Regions from separate parts of the Homo sapiens genome. Here region 2 is linked to region 1. Evidence: chromatin contacts called from ENCODE Hi-C or POLR2A ChIA-PET data. All regions are on one chromosome and are shown on one strand. The core of a region is the stretch at or near the end of the contact, and the rest is flanking DNA. Distances in the headings are between cores, read along the strand shown. Region 1 holds the start of AKT1 (AKT serine/threonine kinase 1). Region 2 holds the start of TEDC1 (tubulin epsilon and delta complex 1).

What was found. A loop is a pair of places that touch in the nucleus more often than their neighbours do. ChIA-PET counts read pairs that join two places held with the same protein, here RNA polymerase II (POLR2A). Pooled maps may share reads with other maps.
Region 2: a loop to region 1 is called in a map of CD4-positive, alpha-beta T cell, with 2.8 times the contacts of the local background. The contact joins the promoter of TEDC1 here to the promoter of AKT1 in region 1. A Hi-C loop is called at or near these places in 1 of 168 maps with a recorded cell type or tissue (CD4-positive, alpha-beta T cell), 4 of 37 single-sample maps with no recorded cell type and 10 of 50 pooled maps. POLR2A ChIA-PET finds 5 or more read pairs at or near these places in 1 of 52 experiments (activated T-cell).

The regions. Positions count from the first base shown.
Region 1 is chr14:104,793,414-104,798,380 of GRCh38, reverse strand. AKT1 (AKT serine/threonine kinase 1) reads left to right here and starts at 2,633. Exons shown (of 15, transcript NM_001382430.1): 1 at 2,633-2,897. RefSeq lists enhancers at 1-711, 712-1,484, 3,526-4,167, 4,168-4,807, 4,808-4,967 and silencers at 2,322-2,681, 2,862-2,911, 2,942-3,261.
Region 2 is chr14:105,489,113-105,493,515 of GRCh38, reverse strand. It overlaps TEDC1 (tubulin epsilon and delta complex 1), which reads right to left and starts at 2,270. Exons shown (of 9, transcript NM_001367178.1): 1 at 1,994-2,270; 2 at 1,816-1,894; 3 at 1,207-1,409; 4 at 782-937. The coding sequence starts at 2,140. RefSeq lists enhancers at 1,447-2,190, 2,365-2,614, 2,191-2,934 and silencers at 1,945-2,314, 2,705-3,334, 3,345-3,394, 3,525-3,654.

The DNA of each region.
Region 1 (4,967 bases), core at 1,384-3,883:
TCAGAGCAAGTAGGGGTGGCCTGCCACACTGGGGCTCTGGGCAACAGGCTGACAGCTCCCCACTGCAGGCTGGGAGCAAGCACCCTAGCCTGCCCTGCCTGGCTGGCGGGACAGAGAGAGCCTGGACACTTAATGGGGGTTGTGGTACACAGGGAGGGTCAGGATGCTGCCTTCAGGAGCCTAGGGTAGGACCTGGAAGGAGGGCCCAGCTAGGAATGGGCTAGATGAAGGGGAGGGGACAGTGGGAGAGAAGCTCCTTATCCCTCTCAGGTCGGGATGTCTGGGTTCAAGTCCCTCCTGCCCCACACCGATCAGGGAAGGGGGGCTGTTCCAGGCAGAGACCGCCCAGAGTTGGTGCTGGGATCCTGGCCAGCCTGTAGTCCTCAGAGCCCCTGTGACTGGCTGGGTCTCAAGTGCAGGAATGACAGGACACCGTCACACAGCCACTGTCGCGGCGGTGGTGGTTCAGGCAGAACCTCTGCAGACTCAGGCGGCCATCTGGCCTGGGAGCTGCCCTGAGGCCCCGCCCTGCAGCTGCTGCTGGGACCTACACAGCCCAGGGCCCTCGAGTCCTGCCCCCGGCCAGCAGCTGCAGAAGGTGACAGGGCAGGAGGCCCCTGAGCTCTGGGAGGAGGCAGCCGTCGGGCCCTTCCCTGGTGCAGCAGTTTTTGTCGGAAACATCTGGCCACAGAGCACCTCAGCAGTCCCAGCAGCAGCCGTGGGGCTGGGTTCTCTCCTGACCATTCTGTCTGGGGTGGGAGGGGGTGTTCTTGAAGAGAGGACTCTGCTTTCCCTCTGGGACGCTGGAGGAGAGGGAGATGGCCCTGCCCACTGGGAGATCCCCGTCTTGGGGGAGGGCAGTTCATGCCAAGGTGAAGACAGGACTGGAGTGTGGGGCCCACAGTGGGTTGCAGGCACCAGCAGATGCCAGGGCACCAGGCTGGGAAGACTGGGAGGCCTCCTTGGAGACAGCCAGTGCAAAATAAGCAAGAGGTCCAACCACTTCAAGAACAGCCCGCAATGTCACTGCCTCTTCCATGAGAGGGTGCCCTGCTCCCTCCCACATCCCCAAGCCTCGGCCACTTGCTGGCCTTGTCTCATGGCCCTCTTACCCTCTGCTTCCTCCCTGAATTCCTTCCTCCATCCTTGCATGGCAGAGCCCAGGATGGTGGACAGATACCAGGAACTCTTCCTCGGGGAGCAGTGGGCAGGTGGGACAGTCCCAGAGGGAGCCCCAGGTGGCTCATGGTGCAGGTTTGCTGGGTGAGAGACAGACACCAGACGCCCAGGCTCTGGGGGCAACCCTTGTGTCAGGTATCCCACCCAAGCGGCGCAGACCACTGGGCCTCTGACTTGGCCCCCTGGAGGTGGGCCCTTCCTGGGGTTACAAAGTCTGAGCTGGGAGGGAGCAGAGGTGCTCAGGCGAGAGGCAGGAATGGGGAGTCCCCTGTCTGAGGAGCGAGTGCCCTCATGCAGGGGGAGAGAGTCCTTCTCTTGGTCAGCCCCAAGAGGCAGGGATGAAGCCCGAGTTTTGGCTGCAGACTCTGTCCTGAGCACTGGGCCGAACCTGCTGCCTCTGTCTGCATCTCCTCCCACCCCCTCCCCTGCTGCCAGCTGAACTCACTCTGGCTGAAAATAAAAATGCTCCCCCAACCCCAATACTTAGCAGCCTCAGGAAGGTAACTCACAAGAGTCTGTCTTTCACAAAAGGGTTATTATCAACTGTGGGCCTCTGGAATGGGGGAGGGGCAGTTGTCGGAGGAACTTCTGGCTAGGAAGGGGTCGGGGTGGCAGTCACCTGCACTCTCCTGTGAGTGTCCAGGAGAAAGGGGTCTGTGTCCCACTTACTCATTCCATACCCGGGCCATCTGCCTCCCAGTGGACTTCGGACTGGGTGTCCGGGCTGACCAAGTCCACCCAGCAGGGAGGGCTCTGGGCTGTCAGCTGTCACAGCCCACCCTAGACACCGCTCCTCCTCTGTCTGGTGTCTGCTCCCAGCTCAAGGTGGGAGCCAGGCAAGGTGTGCCCCTCTTCTCCCACTCCCCAGCAAAGTCCCCCTTTTGTGAGTGTAGCTGCCAGTACCTAGGTGAATGGTTGACTCCCCTCGGAGCCTTCCTGCTCCTTGGAGGCCCACCTCCAACTGACCTCCTGTCCTGGCATCCTCCCGCACTTCCCCCAGAGGCACAAGGTCTTGGGATTGGGCCTTTTAGGTCACTCTTGGCCGCCCCCTCCACGCCCCCCAGAGTGGGGCAGCCTGAAAGTCAACCTAAGCCACCCCCGCCCCGCGCGCGGAGGCAGAAGTCCGGGATTCGTCCCTGACCTGTCTCGGGCCCCTTCTGCTAGGGTCACGGCAGAGCGAGCCCAGAAGCGCCGGGTCACTTTACAGACGGGGAAACTGAGGCCAGAGAGGGCGTGGCCCCGGGACGGGCTGGCTGGTGGCCGGGCTCCGTTAGCGGCCCAGCCCAGGCCCCAGGTCGTCGGGAGCTGCCCCTCAGCCCGGCCGCGCGCTCCCCGAGCGCGCTCCGCCCTCGCCGCCGGCCGCGCGGTGGGGACGCCCCGGGCGGCGGAGGCGGATGTGGGCGGGCGGCTCCGGGCGCGGGGCGGGCGCGGGGCGGGGAGAGGGCGGGCCGGCGGCGGCGGCAGGACCGAGCGCGGCAGGCGGCTGGCCCAGCGCACGCAGCGCGGCCCGAAGACGGGAGCAGGCGGCCGAGCACCGAGCGCTGGGCACCGGGCACCGAGCGGCGGCGGCACGCGAGGCCCGGCCCCGAGCAGCGCCCCCGCCCGCCGCGGCCTCCAGCCCGGCCCCGCCCAGCGCCGGCCCGCGGGGATGCGGAGCGGCGGGCGCCGGAGGCCGCGGCCCGGCTAGGCCCGCGCTCGCGCCCGGACGCGGCGGCCCGGTGAGTCCCCGCCCGCCGTGGCCGCCCGGGCCTGGATTTCCTCCCCGCGGGCCGGGCCGCTTTGTTCGCGGCCGGTCGGGCCGGGGCGCGAGCCGCGGCGCCGCCAGAATGGAGGAGCGGGAGCAGGAAGTGGCCGAGCGGGCCTGGGCGGGGAGGGCGCGGGGCGCGCGGGCCCGGCCAAGGGAGGGCGGCCCCACGCCGGGCGCCGGGGGTGCAGGCTGCCGGCCCCAGCCTCCCTCATGACCTTGGGGAGGCCGCTCCGCCGGGCGAGGCCGGGACCCGAGAGAAGGGACGCCGCCGGGCCTGGAGCTGGGGCTCGGGGTGCCCCTGCGGGCCGTGGGGCTCCCCGGGCGCTGGGCCAGCGAGGCAGCCGGCGGAGGTGCCCCGGGGTTGGAGAAAGACTCGCCGCGGCCGGCCTTCAAGTTTGTGGGAGGGCCCCGGAAGGAGACTTCGTTTCCCACGGACGAAAAGTTGTACGTGGTGGCGGGGTACCCAGGCTAGCCACAAAGGACTGTGACCCTCCTGGGCCCCGGAACTGCTTCCTGTCTTGGGTGGGCCCTGGAGGTCCTGCCCGCCCATCCCAGAGGCCAAGGCTTGGAGGGCAGCTGGGGCTTGCCCCTTAGATTGAGTATCCTGGGGCGCTAGCGAGCTTGGTCCTGTCGGGACGGCCTCTGAGTGCTGCCTTGGTCAGCGGGTGAGCTTGGGCCCCTGCTCTGCAGCCAGAGGCCGCCCCACATTCACTCCTGGGTCTCTCGGCCTTGCTCCAGGTGGCCACTTCTTGACTGCTTTGAGTCCCTCATCCGAGCGAAGGGCGGACGGAGTCCGTTGGTGGGGGTCCGGTTGCCTCTCCCGGGAGCTGTGTAGACTTCTCATACACCAGGGTTCTGGAGGCAGATGGAGGAGCCCTTTCGAAAACAGAGTATTTTTTTTTAAGTTGTGACTTAATAATAGTAGCAAGAATATGTGCTTATGGTAAAGGCAGGCGGCAGGTACGGAGGCTGTGGGAAGTCGGGGTCCCTCCGCCCCCACAGGCAGCCCTGTGCTGGCCTGGTGTATACGTTTCTGTGCAGACGTACACCACCCTGTGTGAGCACAGATGTATTTTTACACATGGCTCTGGACAGCTGTCTGACTCTGTCAGCAGCAGGCCTTGGAGGGGCTCAGGCCCGTGTGGGGGTGGGGGGACATCCAGAGGTCTTTGAGTCCAGCCCTCTGCCTCCAGGCCACGCCCACTCAGTGTCGTCAGAGCCCCCTGTGCCTGAGGCGTGCGCGGCTCGGAGCCCTGCCCTCGGAGTCCTGCGGTGCCTTCCTCGAGTCTGGCCTGCTTTCCATCCTGCTAAGTACTTGGGGCATTTCCCTCTTTGGGTAAGGTGTGGTCTTCCCTGTCCTGGCATTAGACACAAGGCAGTGGGCCTTCCTGCCATTCTAAGTGTAGCTTAAGACAATCAGTGCAAAGCAACCCTTTGTGGGTGTCCAGCCCTTGCCTCGGGAGGCCAGAAAGGTGGCCTGGGGGGAGAGCGTCTAAGCTGGCTGTGGAAAGACCCATGTTGGGATCCATTCCACAGAGGTCGTCAGGGGTCTCTGCCTGGCCTGGAGGTCCCAGAGAGGACCCTCCTCCCCTCAGGAAGGCCCATCTGGAAGGGTAGCAGAGGACTGCTCACAGGAAGAGCATGCGAAGTGCTCTTTCTGGGGATGCCTGTAGTTGGTGATGTGGGAACTGGGTTTTGAGGGATGCCTAGGAGTTCATCCATCAGAGGGGAAATGAGGAAGCCATGCAGGATCAATGGATAAAGTGTGCTCAGGTGAGGGTTGGCTGGTGGGCCGCTGCAGGGCGGGGGCCTGTCCAGTGCTCCCCCACTTACTTGCTGCCTCCCGACTGCTGTAATTATGGGTCTGTAACCACCCTGGACTGGGTGCTCCTCACTGACGGACTTGTCTGAACCTCTCTTTGTCTCCAGCGCCCAGCACTGGGCCTGGCAAAACCTGAGACGCCCGGTACATGTTGGCCAAATGAATGAACCAGATTCAGACCGGCAGGGGCGCTGTGGTTTAGGAGGGGCCTGGGGTTTC
Region 2 (4,403 bases), core at 1,021-3,520, 700 kb before region 1:
TCTGGACAGGCACAGCAGTTCAGCCAGGCTCACAGTGGGGACATGAACGACTGCTTGGATCTAGGGAAATGGGGAAGGCTCCCCAAAAAAGGGAGGCTGGAAGGTGGCACAGAGGGTCACAGGTAGGCACATAAGTAAGCGGAGCAGCTGGTGCCAAGGCCAGGCCCGACGGGGTGAGAGGTCCCTGGAAAGGCCAGCTGAGCAACAGACCCTCTGCAAGGGTGGGATGGGGGGGTCTCCAAGGAGTCCCGCGCTGGTGGGAGCCCGCCGCTGCCACAGACCCACCTGTCAGCGCTGGCCTCACAGTGGACACACCACTGGGTACCTGTGCCCCTGAGCCAGCCCCTGCCACCTTCAGGACCCCACAGGAGCTGTCCACCCCGCAAGTCAGCCCCCACCAGGATGTGGTGGCAACAGGAGCTGTCTTCCTCCCCCTCCAGTGCCCAGGAGGGAGTGGCTTTCATGGCACAGACCCCATCCCACTGTTCACAGAGCTGGAAGTCCACTGGTAACTTTTGGGAACAGAAAGGCAAATTCTGTGAGCTCTCTGACACCCGTTTCTGCCCACCATTGCCCACCCCACTGGGCTCCCTGCCCAGCCCTGCCCCCTACAAGGACCACCGGGAACCACGGGCTCAGGCTTTGGGTAAGCCAGGGCAGGAAGGCCCACATCCAGCCAAAAGCCTGTGCCAGGCCTCACGGGACGGGCTGCAGGGACTGGCAGCTGGCGGCCTGCAGCACGGGACACAGCCCCTGAGTGGAAGCCCTGTGCCAGCTCTACCTTGCTCAGGAGGGCGCACTGCTCCTGCTGACTGGACACCAGCTGGCGCCACCGGAACCGCAGCTTTCCCATCAGCCACTGCACATGGCGGACATCCACAGGACCCTCTGCTTCCATGTGGGGTGCAGGTGGGCCAGGGCTGGCCAGGGCCTCACACTGGAGAGGGGCAAGGGTCAGGCCCTGCTCCCACCCCACCCTGCCCCCCAGAAAAGGCCAGGATGGAGACGGTAGTGGAGGCACAGCCAAAAACAACGGGTGCTCCCTGCACAGGGAGCCTCCGTGCTTTCAGCTGGGCAGCTGGGTAACCCTTCATGGGACTGCCCTGAGGAGCAAAGCAGACAGAGGGGGCTGACCCAGGCCTGCCCTTGCTCTGGCCCCAGGAGTTGAGACCAGGGCTGGCTCAGCTCACCCTCACCCACACGCACCTGGCACACAGTCATCTCGTCACCCAGAGGCACTCGGGCCTGGGCCAGCATCTGCTCGGGCACAGGTCCTCGGGCCAAGAGCCAGGACAGAGCCAGCAGCAGCTCCCGACTGCCCTGCGAGCCATCCTCAGGTAGTTGTGCCAGTGCCAGCCTCGGGTAGCCCTGGGAGCATAGTGCTGACTTCACCAAGCGGGCTTGGACCTCTAGGACAGAAGACCACCACCTTAGGGGGACCACCCACCTGGAGGTGACACCACCTGGATCCCTCCAGAGACCCCCACAGGTCACTTGAGCAGAAGCTCAAGGCCTAGTTCAGAAGAGATGATAGTGGGAGAGCTAGAACTCAGACCAGGATGAGGAGACCAGGGGCCAACAGGGACGTCCCCAGGGCTTTGTAGGAGCAGAAGCCAGTGCTACCCAAGGGGGTGGAGCTAGGGCCCATCAGGGGGCGTGGCTTACCGGGGAAGGCGGAGTTTTGAGGAGCAAGCGGGGTCAGTGTTGGGTGGGGGCTAGAGCCTGCCGGGGCGGGGCTTACTGGGGAAGGCGGGGCTTTACAGGAGTAGGCGGGGCCAGTGCTACCGGGTGGGCGGGGCCAGGAGCGGGGCTTACCCAGGGCGAGCGATGCCAAGGCGTTGCCCGCAGGGAGTGGCGAGAGCACACGGAAGAGGAGCTGCCAGAGCGCGGAGGTCTGCGGAAAATAAAAAGCGGGCGGTCAGCGGAGCCGGCCCAACTCCCTGCGAGGGCCCGGGACCCCACCCGGCCCGCCTGCCCTCCGCGAGAGCGTCACCGCCTCCGGACGGTCGAACTTGGCGCGGCGGAAGATCTCGGGGCTGGGTCCCGAGGGCAGCGACCGACTCAACGCGGCGATGGCCTCAGGCAGGGCCCCGGCCCGGGCCCCAGCCGCGGGGTCCACCCGCTGCCGCCGCCTCCCCATGCAGCCAGCACCAGCCTCTTTCGGATCGCCCGCCTCCGCCGCGGCCCGGGGCCTGCGTCCAATCACCGCACGGGCCGGGTTTAGTGCGGCGGCTGGGACCTGCGCCCAGTTACCGCTCCGGCTGGAACCTGAGCCCAATCATGGCACGGGCCGGGTCCAGCGCCCAATCACCGCGCCGGCTGGGACCTGCGCCCAATCACCGCGCTGGCCGAGACCTGTACCCAATCACCGCGCTCCCGAGACCTGTACCCAATCACCGCGCTGGCCGGACATGCATCCAATCACTGCGTCGGCAGGGTCCCGCCTTCGTGTCCAAGCCCAATGAACGGTTCCCCTGGAGTTTGAGTGTAGTCTATTCTGTCTCGTGCGGACCCACTTCCGGGCTCCTGGCAGGGCTGTTGATATGGAGAACACCGCAGAGTCCGCCCTTGCAGGCTCAATCGTCACGACACCCGACACCCCGCCTCGCTCAGACCCCACCCATCAGCGCCTCACGCCCCTTGGCAACCTAGCAACCGCCGGGCGGGAGCGCGCAGACTCCGGAAGGCGCCCTGTGGGGCCGCTTACGCAGTCGGAGCGGACGAGCCTCGCCCCATCGCGCCGCCTTCCAGGCTGGGCCGCCAGGAGGCGCCCAGAGCCCGCCGCGCCGCACAGCGCAGACCCCAGCGCGGCCGGCCCCTGGCCCCTGGCGCGAAGTCCCGGGCAGCTCCCCCGCCCCGAACGCGCAGCCGGAGCCCGCGGCAGCCTCCTCAGGCGCTCCCGATCCTCGCCCGCCCGCGGCAGCGCTTCCCTCTGCCGCCGCCACGGAGCAGCCCCGGAGGAAGCCGGCGCATGGAAGCAGCTGCTGCCCGGGCGCCGCTGAGCCGGGCCCGCCTGCACGGGCGGCCCCGAAAGACGCGGGCCGGGAGGAACGTGGGGCTGTCTGCGGGGATGGAAGGTCGGGCTGGCTTCTGGCCAGCGGCGCCTCCGGGCATTCGTGAAGACCCCGGGCAGCGTGTCACCGGGGCTGTTCCCGCGATGCCCCTGCACCTCCCGGGGCTGCGAGGACGGCGGGAGAGGGAAACTCAGTCCTCCCTGGACCCCCAGCCCTGGCTGGACACGCCCACGAGAGGCGCAGCCCGAGGGGTCCCGGCCCCACCTTTCTTCTCGGCCTCCTTCGCCCCCGACCTCCTCTTCCAGGCGGCCCTCCCGGCCCCGCCTCGGGGCCCCCCCCCCAGCAAGCCCCTCCTCTCCCTCCCCGCACGCCCTCCGTCCTTCCCCGCCCGCAGCCTCCTTCCCTCCGGCGCATCGCGATCTCCTTCACGGCGCCAGTAGGAGGACTGCGCTCCTCACCCCGCCCACGCGGGTTTCTTGAAGCTAAGGGGCCTCCTCCTCGGAGCGCCTACTGCACCTGCCGAGCTACAGGGCGGCGGGAGCCAGGGGGATGGGAGCAGGAGGTGGGGAACCGCGGCGCCACAGAACTTGGCAGGAGGCGTGGGGGAGATGGCGGAGCAGCTCTGCGGCCTTGTTCAGCGCTCTCCCAACCCCCGAGCTTGCGGATTTTTCTCTGCACCAGGTGTCGCTGTCTCAAAGATCTCAGTTCCCTCAGCTCCACCCACCACCGTCCAGCCAGAAACCAGCCTCACCTCAGCACCCCCTGCCCCCATCCCATCAAAAGTGCTGTGGCTCCCAGCTCTTGGAATTCCAGGAATCCCCCAATCACCCCCACACACCCCACCCTGCGGGCCACCCTAGACTGCCCCCACAGCACCTGTCGAGCTGAGCCTGCAGCACACCCACCACAGCCCTAAGGCAGGGCCAGACCCCTGGGCTCTTTTAAACCAGTGGGTGTCCGGAGGGGTGGCCTTCTGCCAAGGCCGGTATCTAAGTAGCCAGTGTGGGGAAGAGGGTCTCTGAAGGTGGCCAGTCAGCAGCGGCTGGCTGAGTTGACAAGGGAGTTTCCAGAAGGCCCCCCAGCCCCTGTGCACGGCCGGTACTCAAGTTCCCCACTGGACGCCGGGCCACTGGGTAAGTCCCTGGGCACAGGGTAGATGGCAGATGAGGACGCACATGGGGCAGTGGTGCCTGGGTCAGGGGCAGAGCAGCCTCATCAGGCCCTTGCAGAAGCTGGGCCTGGCCTGGAGGGGTGGGGAATGAGGACAGGGTTGGGGGGTGGAAAGGAGGAAGGCCAGGAGTTCCCATAACTCCCCCAGAGCCTCTCAGAAAGGGAGCCAGCATGAGCTGATTCACCCTCTGACCCGAGGCCAGCCTCGCCCGCCCCCAG